Linked DNA regions of Homo sapiens: region 2 is linked to region 1. A link is an interaction called in ENCODE POLR2A ChIA-PET data of the cell type or tissue named here. Cell type or tissue: OCI-LY7. All regions are shown on one strand.

Evidence for each region. Peaks named below come from ENCODE experiments on the same cell type or tissue, not always from the same donor. Only the 100,000 strongest peaks of a DNase experiment are listed, where the experiment ranks them.
Region 2: POLR2A ChIA-PET joins it to region 1 with 11 read pairs; 8 of 35 experiments call an interaction of 5 or more read pairs at or near these places.

What each region holds. Positions count from the first base shown.
Region 1 is chr10:67,879,972-67,887,971 of GRCh38, reverse strand. SIRT1 (sirtuin 1) reads right to left here and starts at 3,316. Exons shown (of 9, transcript NM_012238.5): 1 at 2,821-3,316; 2 at 439-555. The coding sequence starts at 3,250. RefSeq lists silencers at 2,611-2,730, 2,527-2,821, 3,256-3,440, 2,941-3,480, promoters at 3,248-3,423, 3,250-3,461, 3,249-4,280, 3,251-5,636 and enhancers at 3,561-3,720, 3,741-3,800. In OCI-LY7, CTCF peaks have their summits at 3,042 and 3,271; DNase peaks (open chromatin) are centred at 1,931, 2,831 and 3,391; H3K4me3 peaks cover 3,334 bases; H3K27ac peaks cover 2,654 bases.
Region 2 is chr10:67,800,059-67,808,058 of GRCh38, reverse strand. DNAJC12 (DnaJ heat shock protein family (Hsp40) member C12) reads left to right here. Exons shown (of 5, transcript NM_021800.3): 4 at 2,272-2,476. Among named protein-coding and RNA genes, the nearest start is that of DNAJC12, 34 kb to the left of the region's middle. In OCI-LY7, no CTCF peak of the experiment used is centred here; no DNase peak of the experiment used is centred here.

The DNA of each region.
Region 1 (8,000 bases):
TAAGTGTACAATAAAGTGAAAAAACAAGGAATATGAAGTGAGGGAGGAAGATATTCTAACCGGATGAAGAACACTACACAAAAAGGGGACAAGTGAGGTGGGGCAAGGTGGCACATGCCTGTAATCCCAGCACTTTGGGAGGCCCAGGCGGACGGATCACCTGAGGTCGGGAGTTCAAGACCAGCCTGACCAACATGGAGAAACCCCGTCTCTACTAAAAATTCAAAATTAGCCGGGCGTAGTGGCATATGCATGTAATCCCAGCTGCTGGGGAGGCTGAGGCAGGAGAATCGCTTGAACCTGGAAGGCGGAGGGTACGGTGAGCCGAGATCGCGCCATTGCACTCCAGCCTCCGCAACAAGAGCGAAACTCTGTCTCAAAACAAACAAACCAAAAACCGTACATTTACTCTCTAAAATTAACAGCTCTGAGCCATACCTATCCGTGGCCTTGGAGTCCAGTCACTAGAGCTTGCATGTGAGGCTCTATCCTCCTCATCACTTTCACAGGAATGAAAACCATTAGTGATAATTTCATCACCGAACAGAAGGTTATCTGCAAAAGAAACCAAGTCAGTCAAGGCTATCAAAACAACATGCACCTAAAATGTATGAACGGTTATAGAGCAATCATTTTCATCGAGTACAGCATTTAACATTTACACGGCGTGTGTAAAGCATGCCTATGGGGTCAGCTTGCACTGTTCATTGGAACAGTTTCTTCATCTTTAGGAATTCTGCTCACTCAGTTTCAGCCAAAATCTAAAAATAAATTAAGTCTACTTAAAAAACAGAAAAGATAGCCGGGAGCGGTGGCTCACGCCTCTAATTCCAGAGCTTTGGGAGGCCGAGGCAGGCGGATCACCTGAGGTTGAGAATTCGAGACCAGCCTGACCAACATGGAGAAATCTCGTCTCTACTAATAATACAAAAATTAGCCGGGCATGGTGGCGCATGCCTGTAATCCCAACTACTCAGGAGGCTGAGGCACGAGAATGGCTTGAACCCGGGAAGCGGAGGTTGCGGTGAGCCGAGATCACGCCATTGCACTCCAGCTTGGGTAACAAGAGCGAAACTCCACCTTTTAAAAAAAAAGAAAAGGAAAAAAAAAAAGAAAAGATAATAATCTAGCTAGAATGTATCATACAATCACAAACAATAGCGTTCGTGAAACGTGTAATAAATGGACATTTACATAAAAACGTCATTCAAATATAACCTTGGCAATGCGCACGTTAAACTTACACAATACTACAAGTACCTCTGCATTGTTTCCTCTATTAAATAAACAGTATTAATAACACAATTATTATTAGGTAAATAATAAATTAGTACTCAACTGTGTTGCTTGAAATCAGGGTCTCTTTACTAAATCAGTCCCTAAAAACACATATTACTTTTTTTTTTTTTTTTTTTTGAGACGGGGTCTCACTCTGTTGCCCACCCTGGAGTGCAGTGGCAGGATCACAGCTCACTGCAACCTCGAACTCTAGTACCTGGGACTAAAGGTGTGCGACACCACGTCCCGCTTTTTTTACTTTTAGTAGAGAGGAGGTCTCGCTATGTTGCCCAGGCTGGCCTGAAACTCCTAGGCTCAAGAGATCCTCCCGCTTTGGCCTCCCAAAGTGCTAGGATTACACGAAAGAGCCACCGCGCCCGGCCTGACCCAAATATTGATAAAGATGAACACCTATCAAGGATAGAAACTCCTCAGATCAAAAATAAGAAACCTGACCGGGCGCGGTGGCTCACGCCTGTAATCCCAGCACTTTGGGCGGCCGAGGCGGACGGATCACGAAGTCAAGAAATCAAGACCATCCTGGCCAACATGGTGAAACCCCGTCTCTGCTAAAAACACAAAAATTAGCTGGGCGTGGTGGCGGGTGTCTGTAGTCCCAGCTACTCGGCAGGCTGAAGGAGAATCGGTTGAACGCGGGAGGCGGAGGTTGCACTGAGCCGAGATCGCGCCACTGCACTCCAGCCTAGCGACAGAGCGAGACTCCGTCTCAAAAAAAAAAAAAAAAAAAAAAAGAAACCTTCAAGAACATGACAACTGCAACATATCTGCTTCATTATGCTAGAAGTGTTAAGTTTGTGTCTCAATACTACATACATACAAAAAAAGCATGTTTAGCCCAAACACCATTACCGCACAAGAGCAAGATTAGAATAAAAGTAATATGAACAGCTCTAAAAGTACTCTCTCTCCCATACCCACTCCTAACTGCATTACAGAATGGTAATGTCTTCAGGAACAGCCACGTTCTTTAAATTTTGCAAGCTGTGACTATAGAAACAGCTTTCCTCTTTCAAAAATTGTAATTTCAGTCATAAAAATATAGACCAAAAAAAGCAAACTGCACAGGTGTCAAGTTTGCAAAAAGCAATTGAAAACGCAGACCAACGGGACAGCCAAAAAGTTGCAGACTTAAGTGTGCTGGGGGGTAGAGGAGAAAAGCAATGAAAATAAAAAATAAAGAAAAAGAAAAAAAAAGCTCTAACAAAAGCAATATGCTAAAAGAGTAAGAGGGGGAGAGAAACTTATTTTAAAGCGACTGCGAGAGTCTCCCGACCTGGCTGCTGCGGAAAGAACAAGGCCGCCCAGGCGGGCCACGGACGGAGGAAAAGAGCGAATCCACTGGCAGCTCGCGCAGTAGGAACCGCAGCCCCGGAGGAGCGCGGCTGAACGGAGGGCCGGGGTGGGGAGGGGAACGCCGCGGAGCCTGCCCCGAGCCCCCAGCCGCCCTCAACCTCAGGCCAGTAGGAGCCCGGGGAGAGGGAGGAGGAGATGCGCAGTTCCGGCCGCCCGCACCCTGCGCACCTCGGTACCCAATCGCCGCCGCCGCCGCCTCTTCCTCCTCCTCGCCCTCGTCGTCGTCGTCTTCGTCGTACAAGTTGTCGGCCAGCGGTGGCTCCCGAGATGGGCCCTGCAGGCCCGGCCCATTGTCTCCTTCCCCAGCCGCCGCAGTCGCCTGGGCCTCTTGCTCCCCGCCTGCCGCCGCCGCCTCTGCCTCCGCCTCCCGCCACAGCGCCGCCGCCGCCGCACCCGGGCAGCCCCTGGCCGCCGCCGGCACCTCACGCTCTGGGGCCGCCCCACCGGGCTCGCCCGGGCTCCGCTCGAGGCCGGGACCATCTCTCCGCGGCCTCTTGCGGAGCGGCTCCCCGGCGGGGGACGACGCGGCCTCCCTGTCGGCCCCCGCCGCCGAGGGGGAGCCGCCGGGCTGAAGGGCGAGGGCCGCCTCGTCCGCCATCTTCCAACTGCCTCTCTGGCCCTCCTCCCTCGCCTCCTCTGCTCCCGCTCGACGCGCGGCACTGGCGCCCCCGCGGCTCCGGCTGCGGGAGATTTAAACCCCATCACGTGACCCGCCCCATCGCCGCCCCCGCCCTCTCGGCGCTCCCGCCACCCACGCGGGCCAGACCACAACACTACGGGTCACGTGGCGGGCGGAGGCTGTTGCGTCTACCGCTCCGCCTGGGCTGGAAGCGCACTCGGCCCCGGCGGCCGGCGGCCCTTCCTCTTTGTGGCGAGCGTGTAGTGCAGCCAAATTCGCCCCTCGGCCGCTTTCTCAACTTCTCTTTCAAACTGACCTCAAATCACTACCGCCGGAACAGCTCAAGTTTTGGTCCGCCCTGGGAATTTCCACGTCTTCCTGAAGTGTACACCTGGCCTGCCTTAGCCTTGTCTATATTTAGCTAAGGGTTAAAACACAGCTGAAGCTGGCTAAGACTTAGCTCCCTGAAATACGTTGGATAGTCGTTCTGTTTTGTTAATAAGTAGGAAGAGAGGCAAAAGGAGGCGGCTCCTTTCCCACTCTCCTCACACCGTTCTGACAGCTCCTCTTTTGCTCCTTTTTCTGCTCCTTGCTTTTCTCCTTAGTCGGTTGCTTTTTTCCCCTCTCTCCCATCACTTGTAGGGTGGTATACATTGTAAAATCCTTGAAGGCATATGTCCTCCTGGGAAGACCTTTGACGTGGAGGTTTGGAGATCAGCCGATCTACTTTCTGGCCCCAGCTTGGCTTCAAACGTGTGTGAATTCCCTCCTCCGGGCCTCAGTTTTCTCACGTGCAGAATGGGTTTGTTGGGTCAGTATGAGAGCATGGGAAGGAAATGACTTGGCCTCCATGCACATCTGCCCTTGGTTAAAATTTGGAGTCCTTCCTTTCTAGCGTGAGCTATCTAGCCGTTTCTAAACTTAATTTTTCTCATGTCTTAAATGGTAATAAGTATTTTAAAACGTCATAGATTTAAATGAGATAACCAGATGTAAAACGAGGGGTACCTAGTAGTTCAAAAGGCTTAGTGGAAAGCCCTTCCACTTTCCTCTCTCCCTGAAATTCTGGCACACTGTGACTCCATATCTAATCTTAACTAAGGACCCATATAACCCATGGTAGATCTAGAGCCAGTGTTTGTTATGGCATCTGCCTGGAGCACAGCGTTTCTATCTGTTTAAAGGACCTCTACGAGTTTATGGTACACTGTCCCTTAAGCCTAGTATGGGTTCTGGCCATACTGCATCAATTACCTGCGTGACTTTAGGCAACCAACTTAAAGCTGTTTCTTCATCCTTAAAATAAAAAATAAAAAGCTGGAAATATATCGCTAAGGTCCTATCTACATCCAAAAGTCTTATTTCATCTGGTCACCACTATTCATTTCTGAAAGTAATCATCTCCAGTCCTAGAAGCCTTAAAACCATCTTTGGTTGCGTGGGGGTCAAGGGGAGGGAGAGCATTAGGACAAATAGCTAATGCATGCGGGACTTAAAACCTGGCTGGGCGCGGTGGCTGCTGCCTGTAATCCCAGCACTTTGGGAGGCCGAGGCGGACAGATCACCTGAAGTCGGAAGTTCGAGACCAGCCTGACCAACATGGAGAAACCCCGTCTCTACTAAAAATACAAAATTAGCCGGGCGTGGTGGCACATGCCTGTAATCCCAGCTACTCAGAAGGCTGAGGCAGGAGAATCGCTTGAACCCAGCAGGCAGAGGTTGCGGTGAGCCGAGATCGCACCATTGCACACCAGCCTGGGCAGCAAGAGCGAAACTCCGTCTCAAAAAAAAATATAAATAAAACCTAGATGAGGGGTTGATTGGTGCAGCAAACCACCATGGCTCACCTATAAGTATGTAACAAACCTACACATTCTGCACCTGTATCCTGGAACTTAAATTAAAAAAAAAATCTTTGAAGCGTTCCTTCATACCAATCCCTCTGAAATCCATCTGACCAATCAATGACCAAATCCTGTTGTCCTTCCTTTCTTGCTACACTCCTCCCAATTCCTGACTAGGCACCACACTCCTAGTGGTTGACATACTTGGTCCTCCCCACTTTCTGTCTTACACTACAAAATATTTCATAAATTGACTCTCAGCTACGTTGGTGGAATGCAATATATGAAATGTTGAGAGTCAGTATCCCAATAAAACAGAAACAAAATTCCCAGCTTTTTTGAGAAAAAGATGTCTGTAAGCTTATGAGCATCCTGTTGTTCATTAATTCATTTATATTTATAGTATATTATTGACACGTGAAGTTTATGAACTACAAGAAATGCTATGTGATCAATATTATTGTTAGTATGCTGAGAGGTCAGAGATGCAGTATGCTTTTCAGGTAGGATAAATGAGAAACAGAAATTGTATTACAACAAACACAAAAACAAAAAATCCCAATTAGACTTCTGGTCTACCACTGGTTAAGAACTAACATTAAGGCTAGGCGCTGTGGCTCACGCCTATAAATCCCAGCACTTTGGGAGGCCAAGGCGGGCGGATCACCTGATGTCAGGAGTTCGAGACCAGCCTGACCAGTATGATGTAACCCCGTCTCCACTAAAAATACAAAAATTAGCCCAGAGTGGTGGCATGCGCCTGTAATCCCAGCTACTCGGGAGGCTGAGACGGGAGAATCGCTTGAACTCAGGAGGTGGAGGTTGCAGTGACCTGAGACAGTGCCATTGCACTCCAGCCTGGGCAACAAGAGTGAAACTCTGTCTCAAAAAAAAAAAAAAAAAAAAAAGAACATTAATATTCTGGCTGACTTAGTAGTTCTATTCTCCTAAGTTAATAAATTGGCCTGCCAAGCACGGTGGCTGACGCCTGTAATCCCAGCACTTTGGGAGGTCGAGGCGGGTGGATCACGAGGTCAGGAGATCAAGACCATCCTGGCTAACACGGTGAAACCCCGTGTCTACTAAAAATACAAAAAATTAGCCGGGTGTGGTGGCGGGCGCCTGTAGTCCCAGCTACTCGGGAGGTTGAGGCAGGAGAATGGCGTGAACCCAGGAGGCGGAGCTTGCAGTGAGCCGGGATCGCGCCACTGCACTCTGGCCTGGGCGACAGAGTGAGACTCCATCGCAAAAAAAATAAAAATAAGAATAAATAAAAAATGAATAAATAAAAAAATAAATTGGCCTAATAGCTCTGATATCAGTCTCATGTGACTACAATTAGTAAGGGAGTTAGTATCAACTCTTTTGTACTAATAAAATGTTATTGTCAAAACTGAAAAACACAAATGGAAATCCCTACTTCACACAATATACGAAAATAAATTCCAGCCAGGCGCGGTGGCTCACTCCTGTAATCCCAGCACTTTGGGAGGCTGAGGGGGGGCAGATCACCTGAAGTCGGGAGTTCAAGACCAGCCTGGCCAACATGGACAAACTACTACTGACTCTACTAAAAAATAAATTAGCCAGGTGTGGTGGCACATTCCTGTAATCCCAACTACTTGGGAGGCTGAGGGAGGAGAATTGCTTGAACCTGGGAGGCGGAGATTGCAGTGAGCCGAGATTGCACCATTGCACTCCAGCCAGGGCAACAAGAGCAAAACTTCATCTCAAAAATATAAAAAATTAAAAATTCCAGATGGATTGAAGATCTAAATGAAAAAATACAAAAATAAAAATATGACATTTTAGAATATTTATAACTTTGGATCAAGAAAGAACTTTTTAGCAAGGCAGGAGCCATTTTTTAAATGATAAAAATATTTGACAATATAAAAATTTAAAATATGCTCAAACCTATTAGTAGTCAGGGATACGTAGTGAAAAAATGTCCTAGCCAAGTACAATGGCTCATACCTATAATCCCAGCACTTTAGGAAGCTGAGGTGGAAGGATGGCTTGAGACCAAGAATTTGAGATCAGCCTGGGCCACACAGTGAGACCTCATCTCTCCAAAACCTTTAAAAATTAGTCCAGCATCCTGCTTTGCGCCTGTAGTCCGAGCTACTTGGGAGGCTGAGGCAGGAGGACTGTTTGAGCCTGAAGGTCGAGGCTGCAGTGAGCCACGGTCTAGCCACTGCACTCCAACCTGGGCAACACAGCAAGACCCTAACTCAAAAAAATAAAATACGGCTGGGCGCAGTGGCTCACGCCTGTAATCCCAGCACTTTGGGAGGCTGAGGCGGGCAGATCATGAGGTCAGGAGATTGAGACCATCCTGGCTAACATGGTGAAACCCCGTCTCCACTAAAAATACAAAAAAATTAGCCAGGCGTGGTGGTGGGCGCCTGTAGTCCCAGTTACTCGGGAGGCTGAGGCAGAAGAATGGCGGAAACCCAGGAGGCAGAGCTTGCAGTGAGCCAAGATCACGCACTGCACTCCAGCCTGGGCGACAGAGTGAGACTCCATCTCAAAAAAAATAAATAAAGTAACATCCGGGTGCGGTCAGTCATGCCTGTAATGCTAGTACTTTGGGAGGCCAATGTGGGCAGATCACTTGACGTCAGGAGTTCGAAACCAGCCTGGCCAAAATGGTGAAACCCCATCTCTACTAAAAATATACGATAATTAGCCAGGCATGGTGGTGCACGTCTGTAATCTCAGCTACTCGGGAGGCTGAGGAACGAGAATCACTTGGACCTGGGAGGTGGAGGTTGCAGTGAGCCGAGATTGCGCCACTGCACTCCAGCCTAGGTGACAGAGTGAGACTCCGTCTCAAAAATAAAATAAAATAACATTAAAACATGACCGGGAGTGGTGGCTCA
Region 2 (8,000 bases), 80 kb after region 1:
CTGTGTCCCAGCAAACCAGGCTGCTTAGCATCACTCTGATGTTAGTCCTTTGATTGAACTACAAAGCGTGAGAAGCACTTGTATCTAAGGTTAGATACAGTTTGGATATTTCTTCTGTATATTTCTTTAATGAGGATCAGCAGATATGGGAGTCTGATAACATATTTTATTCTGATTTACTCACAAAGGAGATGGATAAGACTACTATTTCAGAACATCTTTTCACTGAGGACCTTTAAAGCATTTACTGTGGATTAGACATTAATCCTAACCTATCTAAGACAGACCACAGGTACTTTGATTTCAAGAGAGAAGTACTGAGGCACAGAGATCAATACATCACGTACAGGCCACTTTGCTGGCTTGTGAAGCTCACAGTTTACATTTTCAGCTCTCTGGGCCCTGAATTCTTGAATGTCTTATTCCTTGTTTTTCACTAACCTTCCTAATATCCTTTTCCCTCTGCAGAGGAAGTCACTGGCAGCCTCTTTTATTTTGTGCATATGCAAAAACCAAACCAAAACAACAAACCTAAACCAACCAAACAAAAGTCATTTTTTTTTTTAATACCAGCTGAGGCATTGCCTCTTTTAAAAATTAACGTTTTTATTTTGAAATAAAATCTACAGAGAAATGGGTAATACTTGCATTTACAATTTAGCAAATGGTTTTGAAGTGTTTACTCTGTAACTATTCCCTTCCCACACATATTGTTGGCACCAGGAATCTCCCACCTTGTATGTTTTTGCATCGAAACTTCGCCTAATTTTTAAAATTGAATATTTTCTTTTTTTTTTTGAGACAGAATCTCGCTCTGTCACCCAGGCTGGAGTGCAGTGGTGCGATACCAGCTCACTGCAACCTCTGCCTCCCGGATTCAAGTGATTCTCGTGCCTCAGCCTCCCGGGTAGCTGGGATTACAGGCACACACTACCTTGCCCAACTAATTTTTGTTTTTTTAAGTAGAGGTGAGGTTTCACCATGTTGGCCAGGCTGGTTTGGAACTCCTGACCTTGTGATCCATCCACCTAGGCCTCCCAGAGTGCTGGGATTAAGGTGTGAGCCACTGCGCCCAGCCTAAAATACAATGTTTTCTAATTGTACATATATATAATCTTCTCATAGAAAATTTGGGAAATACAAAAACAAAAGATGTAATTCTGTTACACAGGCATAACTACAGTTATATTTTGGTGCCTTTCCTTCCCATTTCTTTTTCTTTTTTTTTTTTTTTGAGACCGAGTCTTGCTCTGTTGCCCAGGCTGGAGTGCAATGGTGCGATCTCGGCTCACTGCAACCTCCACCTCCTGGGTTCAAGCAATTCTCCCGCCTCAGCCTCCTGAGTAGCTGGGATTACAGGTGTGCACCACCACGACCAGCTAATTTTTGTATTTTTAGTAGAGACGTGGTTTCACCTTGTTGGCCAAGGATGGTCTCGAACTCCTTGCCTCAAATGATCCACCCACCTTGGCTTCCCAAAGTGCTGGGATTACAAGCATGAGCCACTGTGCCCAGCCTCTTTTCTTTTTCTTGTTAGGGTGAGAGCTGGTTACATTTATTGGTGGCAATGACTGCTTTATGGGGTGGTTCTTGGATCTTGGGGTTGATTAGCCTTTGGACTGGTTATATTTGGAGAAGAGGATTCAGGATGACACTTCTTTGTAGTTGGGAAGAGATAGGTTGAAGGTGGGAATAAATGACTTCTTTGATTTGATTAGGGCAGAGAGCTAGAATATTTATAATTTTAGGGTGTTAAAGGCTATGTTTCCTTCTAGTCTTGAGTTGTGGTAATAGAGGTAGTGTGTCACTGTTTCTTAGTACTTCAGGAATAGCTTCCCACAATATCCCGATGAGGTTTTAAGAAATAGTTATGCATTATTTTGGTTGATGGTAGGGCTAATGATTCCACTTGAAATATTCTTGATACAGCAAACTCAAAAGCGCTCTTTTTCACTGTATTCATTTGTTAGTTCATCCATCCATCCCTCCATTCATTCATCCATCTGTCCAATTTTTAGATCTAATAGGAAATACATATACAGAACAGAAAATGAAAAAGGTACAAAAGGGTGTATGGTGAAAAGTAACTATTAATAGTTGGATTAATTAATATCTGGATTAATTTATGAGTATCTTGTTAATAGTCAAGTCTAACATGCTGTTAATTAGCACTACAGTAGTAGGTCAGGTGTTACCACATATCAAACTTTAAATATAGAAAATCATATAATATCAATTTAATTTTTATATCTCTGCTTTACATTAATTTAGTCAATGCACTGGGTTGTCAGAGGTAAAAAAGACCTGATGCTGGAAGAATCTGACAAGACTCATACCACCAAGATGGAAAATGAGGAATGTAATGAGCAAAGAGAAAGAAAGAAAGAGGAGCTGGCTTCAACCGCAGAGAAAACGGAGCAGAAAGAACCCAAGCCCCTAGAGAAGTCAGTCTCCCCGCAAAATTCAGATTCTTCAGGTAAGTCACGTTATATAACTGCAGAATGGAGAAGGTCTGAAATTAAAGAGTTTTGTTTATATTGCATTTATTCTTAACTTTTTCAATCTGCACAGCAGTGCCAAGTTTAAAGATTGGTTTATCATCTTAAAAGACACTTAGCATTGACACCGAAACTAGAAGGTATTCCTCAGAAGGGAAACCTTGAGACAATTCTCAGTGTCTTTGGCTTTACTGACATAATGCTAGCTAACATTGATTGAATGTTTACTATGTGCAGGAACACTCTTTACATATATTAGTTTACATTTATTATCTCATTTAATATTAATTTTATATATATTAACTTATTCTCACTACAAGCTTGTGAGGCTGATATCAATATTATTCTCATTTTATAGATGAGAAAACCAAAGGCCAGGAGGTTGAATAATTTGCTTAAAGCCATACAGCTTGTATGGGAAGGGAAAGGGGTCTGAACCAAGGCAGGTTGACTTCAGTCAGTGTTCCAAGGCATTGCCCTATCCTATGATAATGCCTTATTGAATTGAATTTAATTTTTTTTCTTTTTTGAGATGGAGTCTCACTCTGTCATCTAGGCTGGAGTGCAGTGGCATAATCTCAGCTCATTGCAACCTCTGCCTCCTGGGTTCAAGTGATTCTTGTGCCTCAGATTCCCCAGTAGCTGGGACTACAGGCGCCTGCCATGATGCCTGGCTAATTTTTGTATTTTTAGTAGAGATGGGGTTTCATCATGTTGGCCAGGCTGGTCTCAAACTCCTGACCTCAGGTGATCCTCCTGCCTGGGCCTCCCAAAGTGCTGGGATTACAGGTGTAAGCCACCATGCCCGGCCCAATAATGCCTTATCTGTAAATAGCTCTGTAGACATTCTGAATCATTTATAAATCCACTGAAGCAGAGTATTATAGAAGTTTACCTCCTGGCTACCAAGCTACACTACCTGAGTTCACATCCTAGCTCTACTACTTATTATCTGTATTACTTGGCAAAGTTACTTAACTTCTCTAGACCTCAGTTTCTGCATCTATAAAATAGGGATTATAATAGTACTTGCTCATCTAGGTGCATTGTTGTGCACCTGTAGTCCTAGCTACTCAAGAGGCTGAGGCAGGAGGCTGGCTTGAGGCCAGGAGTTCAAAGCTGCTGTGTGTGATGATCACTCCTGTGATTAGGTGCTTGCATTCCATCCTGGGTGACATAGTGAGACTCCATCTCTTAAATAAAAAATAGTACCTTCTTATAGGGTTACCATGAGGATTAAATGGGGAGATACATAAAAAATGCTTAGCACAGCGGTTCACCTCTAGGAAGCCCTAGGTAAATGTTACCTGTTTGTATCATTTGTCTATCTGGCTGGCTATCTATCTAGCCATCCAACTAGTTTGGATGTGTTGTATATACACACATTGTATACACACATTGTAACTGTCCTTCAAATTATTATGTGTTGATTCTCAGGGTTGTGATGTAGCACCCTATTAGAATTTAGCCTTTAAGCAGAACGTTCCTGAACACCCTAGAACACTTGTATTCAAAAGAAGATAGTTAGATGGCTTGTGGTGGATTATAGTCTTTTGAGAAATAGTCACTTCAAATCTCTCTTTGGGGAGAACTTTTACATCTTCTCTTCTTGCTGGGAATGAAGATCCATAGAGTTTGATTCAGATGTCTCTGTTGGTTACCCAAGAGATGGCTGTGGAGTCTGCACATTGATTGCATCACCCAGTAACTGGAAATGGTTATAATTTAACAAACTGATCAAAGGAGAAGCCTGAAGTGTAGAAAAACAGTGTTTTAAGCAAACACAGGAGTACAATCACTCCCCTACATGTAAACACGATGAATGTTCAGTTCTGTGTTTCTTGAACCCCTGGGGGTTCCCCAAGTCTTTCTGTTTCTGTCAGATTCAGACCAAGTCTGTGCACACCAAAATTAGGTGTAGTGTGGGTGGGAGACACTTCAGAGACTCAGGCATGATGCTGAGGCCTCTTGAGCCCCTCTCATAGGATTCTACGAAATTTTCCTTCTTTTTAAAAAAATAGTAATTTAGATACTGAATAAAAACAAAAGTAGTATAGACTTGCTGTTAAAAAATTCAAAGAATCATATATAGCCAGGTTGCCAACCTTCTCTGCTTCTGTTTCTTGAAGTAACCAAGGCTGACACTCAGGTGTGTTTCCTTCCACTATTCTCTATGCTAACACAGGTGTGTATATGTGCACTTATGAGAGCTTTAAAAGTAAAGAATGGGGTTATACTGTACACATTTCTCTGTGTTACGCAGTGGTTAAGAATGTGGGCTCAGCTTTTCACTGATGAGTTGTATGACCTTGGACAAGCTAGTTAACCCCTCTGCATCTATGTCTTCTTAGTTATATAATGGTCAAAATATTAGTGTCTACCTCATAAAATTTTTTTTTTTGAGGAGTAAATAACTTAATTGTCCAGGCGCAGTGGCTCACACCTGTAGTCCTAGCAATTAGGGAGGGTGAGGTGGGCGGATTGCTTGAGGCCGGGAGTTTGAGACCAGCCTGGGCAACATGGTGAAACCATCTCTAAAAAAAAATATGAAAATTAGCCAGGAGTGGTGGTGCGTGCCTGTAATCCCGTTACTTGAGCCCGGGTGTGTGTGTGGGGGGGGATGTTGAGGCTGCAGTGAGCTGCGATTGCACCACTGTACTCCAGCCTGGGTGACAGAATGAGATCCTGTCACACACACACACACACACACACACACACACACGCACAATAACTTAATATACGTAAAATATTTAGACCAATACCAGGCACATTGTAAACACTTTTTTTAGTGTTAACTTTTATTATTAAGAGACTTCTCTTTAAATCCTTACATTCAGAATGAATTCCTGCTTTTTAACAGCTGATAACATTCCACAGTGTAGATATATGTTATGTCAAAGTCAAACAAAAATATAGATTCGAATCTCTATGTAAAACATTTTACTTGGGAAAATATATAAAAACTACATTGCAATTCAAGGCATACACACAGATGGGATGGTCTTTGGTGTGTCTGAAGAACAAATAAAATGTTGGGGGTTTTATTAGAAAGAGAAATGTTACATATTGTTATGAAAGAAAACTCATTGGCACTAGCAAAGTTCTGGGAGCTAGCAAGCTGTAATTGGTGAGTGATGGCAATAGGTAAAACTAGCCTTAGAGGCAAGGCAGGTCATTTCGGCAGCTGGCTTGTGATAGAATTCTTGGGTAGGCATTTGTGTCCTGAGTGCTTTTCTTTTCCTCTCCCTGGTTCTCGGCTCTAATTTACTTGGGTAATAACAGATAATGCCAATTCATATAATCAATTTTCACATATAATTTACTCAGAACAAATTGTGATGCCAGTTTTGATGTCTTCATATTGTGATATGTATGCTATTGTTTAAGAATGAAGTGGAGCCAGCTGCAGTGGCTTGGGCCTGTACTCCTAGAACTTTGGGAGGCTGAGATGGGAGGATCGCTTGAGTCCAGGAGTTCGAGACCAGCTTGAGCAACATAGCAAGAGCCCTGTCTCCACAAAATTAAAAAACCATTAGCTAGGTATGCTGGCGTGCGCCTGTAGTTCCAGCTACTTGGGAGGCTGAGGCAGAAGGATTACTTGAGCCTGGGAGTTTGAAGCTGCAGTGAGCTATGATCCTGCCACTGCACTCCAGCCTGGGTGATAGAGCAAGACCCTGTGTCTCCGTGTCAAAAAAAAAAAAAAAAAAAAAAAAAAAAAAAAAAAGAATGAAGTGGAGGGGATGGGAATCATTGTTCTTTTTTTTTTTTTTGAAACAGAGTTTTGCTCTTGTTGCCCAGGCTGGAGTGCAGTGGCACTGTCTCGGCTCACTGCAACCTCCACCTCCTGGGTTCAAGAGATTCTCCTGCCTCAGCCTCCCAAGTAGCTGGGATTACAGGCACCCGCCACCACACCTGGCTAATTTTCATATTTTTAGTAGAGATGGGGTTTCACCATGTTGCCCAGGCTGGTTTAGAACTCCTGACCTCAGGTGATCTGCCCACTTTGGCCTCCCAAAGTGCTAAGATTACAGACATGAGCCATTGCATCCAACTGGGAATCATTGTTCTAAAAAGCTGTTGTTGGAGAATTATGAAATTCTGCCAAAGGTTGCATTTACAAGTATTTTCTTTATGCTGTTTAAAAGATTATTGGCTTTTCTGACTAGTGCCTTAAAGCTGGAGTTGGATATATCAAAGTGCTGTTGCATGATTATTTATGATTTCATTTTACTGCAGCGTAAATTTTTATAATGTCAGCATTTAAGAAATATTATTCCTGTCAACTTTACCAAGCCCTGAGTGGCTTCTTATATATTACTTTTCAGCATATTTGCTAATTTCCTCAAGCAGTGCTAGATATTCACTTTGGAATTTGCCTTTTGATGTCTCTTCTGTGATGAGCAGCCACCAAATAGCCCCCACCACATTCTAATTCTTTATTGCAAAAAGTAAAATATGGAGCACTGCATCTGAAAACCACTGTGCGAGACAATCTCATTTTTACTTTCTTTCTGCTTAAATATGCAATAAATATGTCTTCTGATAAATACAGTTCTAAAATAAAATAGTTTTGTGTAACATCTTGGAGTAAAAAAGAGAAAGAAATTTTTTTTTTTTTTAGACAGAATCTTGCTTTGTTGCCCAGGCTGGAGTGCAGTGGCACCACCTCGGCTCACTGCAACCTCTGCCTCCCGGGTCAAGCTATTCTCCTGCCTCAGCCTGCCAAGTAGCTGGGATTACGGCACCTGCCATCATGCCCGGCTAATTTTTTGTGTTTTTAGTAGAGACGGAGTTTCACCATGTTGGCCAGGCTGGTCTCGAACTCCTGACCTCGTGATCTGCCCACCTCGGCCCACCAAAGCACTGGGATTACAGGCATGAGCCGCCGCGTCCCACCAAGAAAAATTTAAATGTACGCAATGATTTTGGTGTGCTGCCGTGTCCCTGGGCACTACCTTCCTAGGCATTGCCAACCTTGTGGCTCCAGCCACAAACATTGTGACTCTGCCAGAGGGCTTGCTCTGGCAATGGAGCCTACTTGGCAGCAAATCAGCAGGCAGTAAGTGTCAGGGAGTAAATGCCCTTTGGATGACAATAATGAGTGGAAGTGGGAAGCTAAATTCTCCAGGTCCTTCACCCCTCATGTGAGATAACTCTAAGAAGTTTTATATTATCTCCCAGGGTTCCCCAGTGGGATCATTTGCAGTTACCCATGGCAGTAACTTGTTTGATAATGTACCTTTTATAGCTTTGGTTCTCATTCTGCTAAGGTGCCACCTGGGATTACCTCCCAAATTAGCCACTTTGTTTCAATTTTTTTTTTTTTTTTTTTTTTTTTTGAGATAGAGTCTCTCTCTGTCACCCAGGCTGGAGTGCAGTGGTGTGATCACGACTCACTGCAGCCTCGACCTCCTAGGCTCAGATGATCCTCCCACCTCCGCCCCCAAATGGCTGGGACTGCAGGTGTGCACCACCACATCCGGCTAATTTTTTATAGAGATG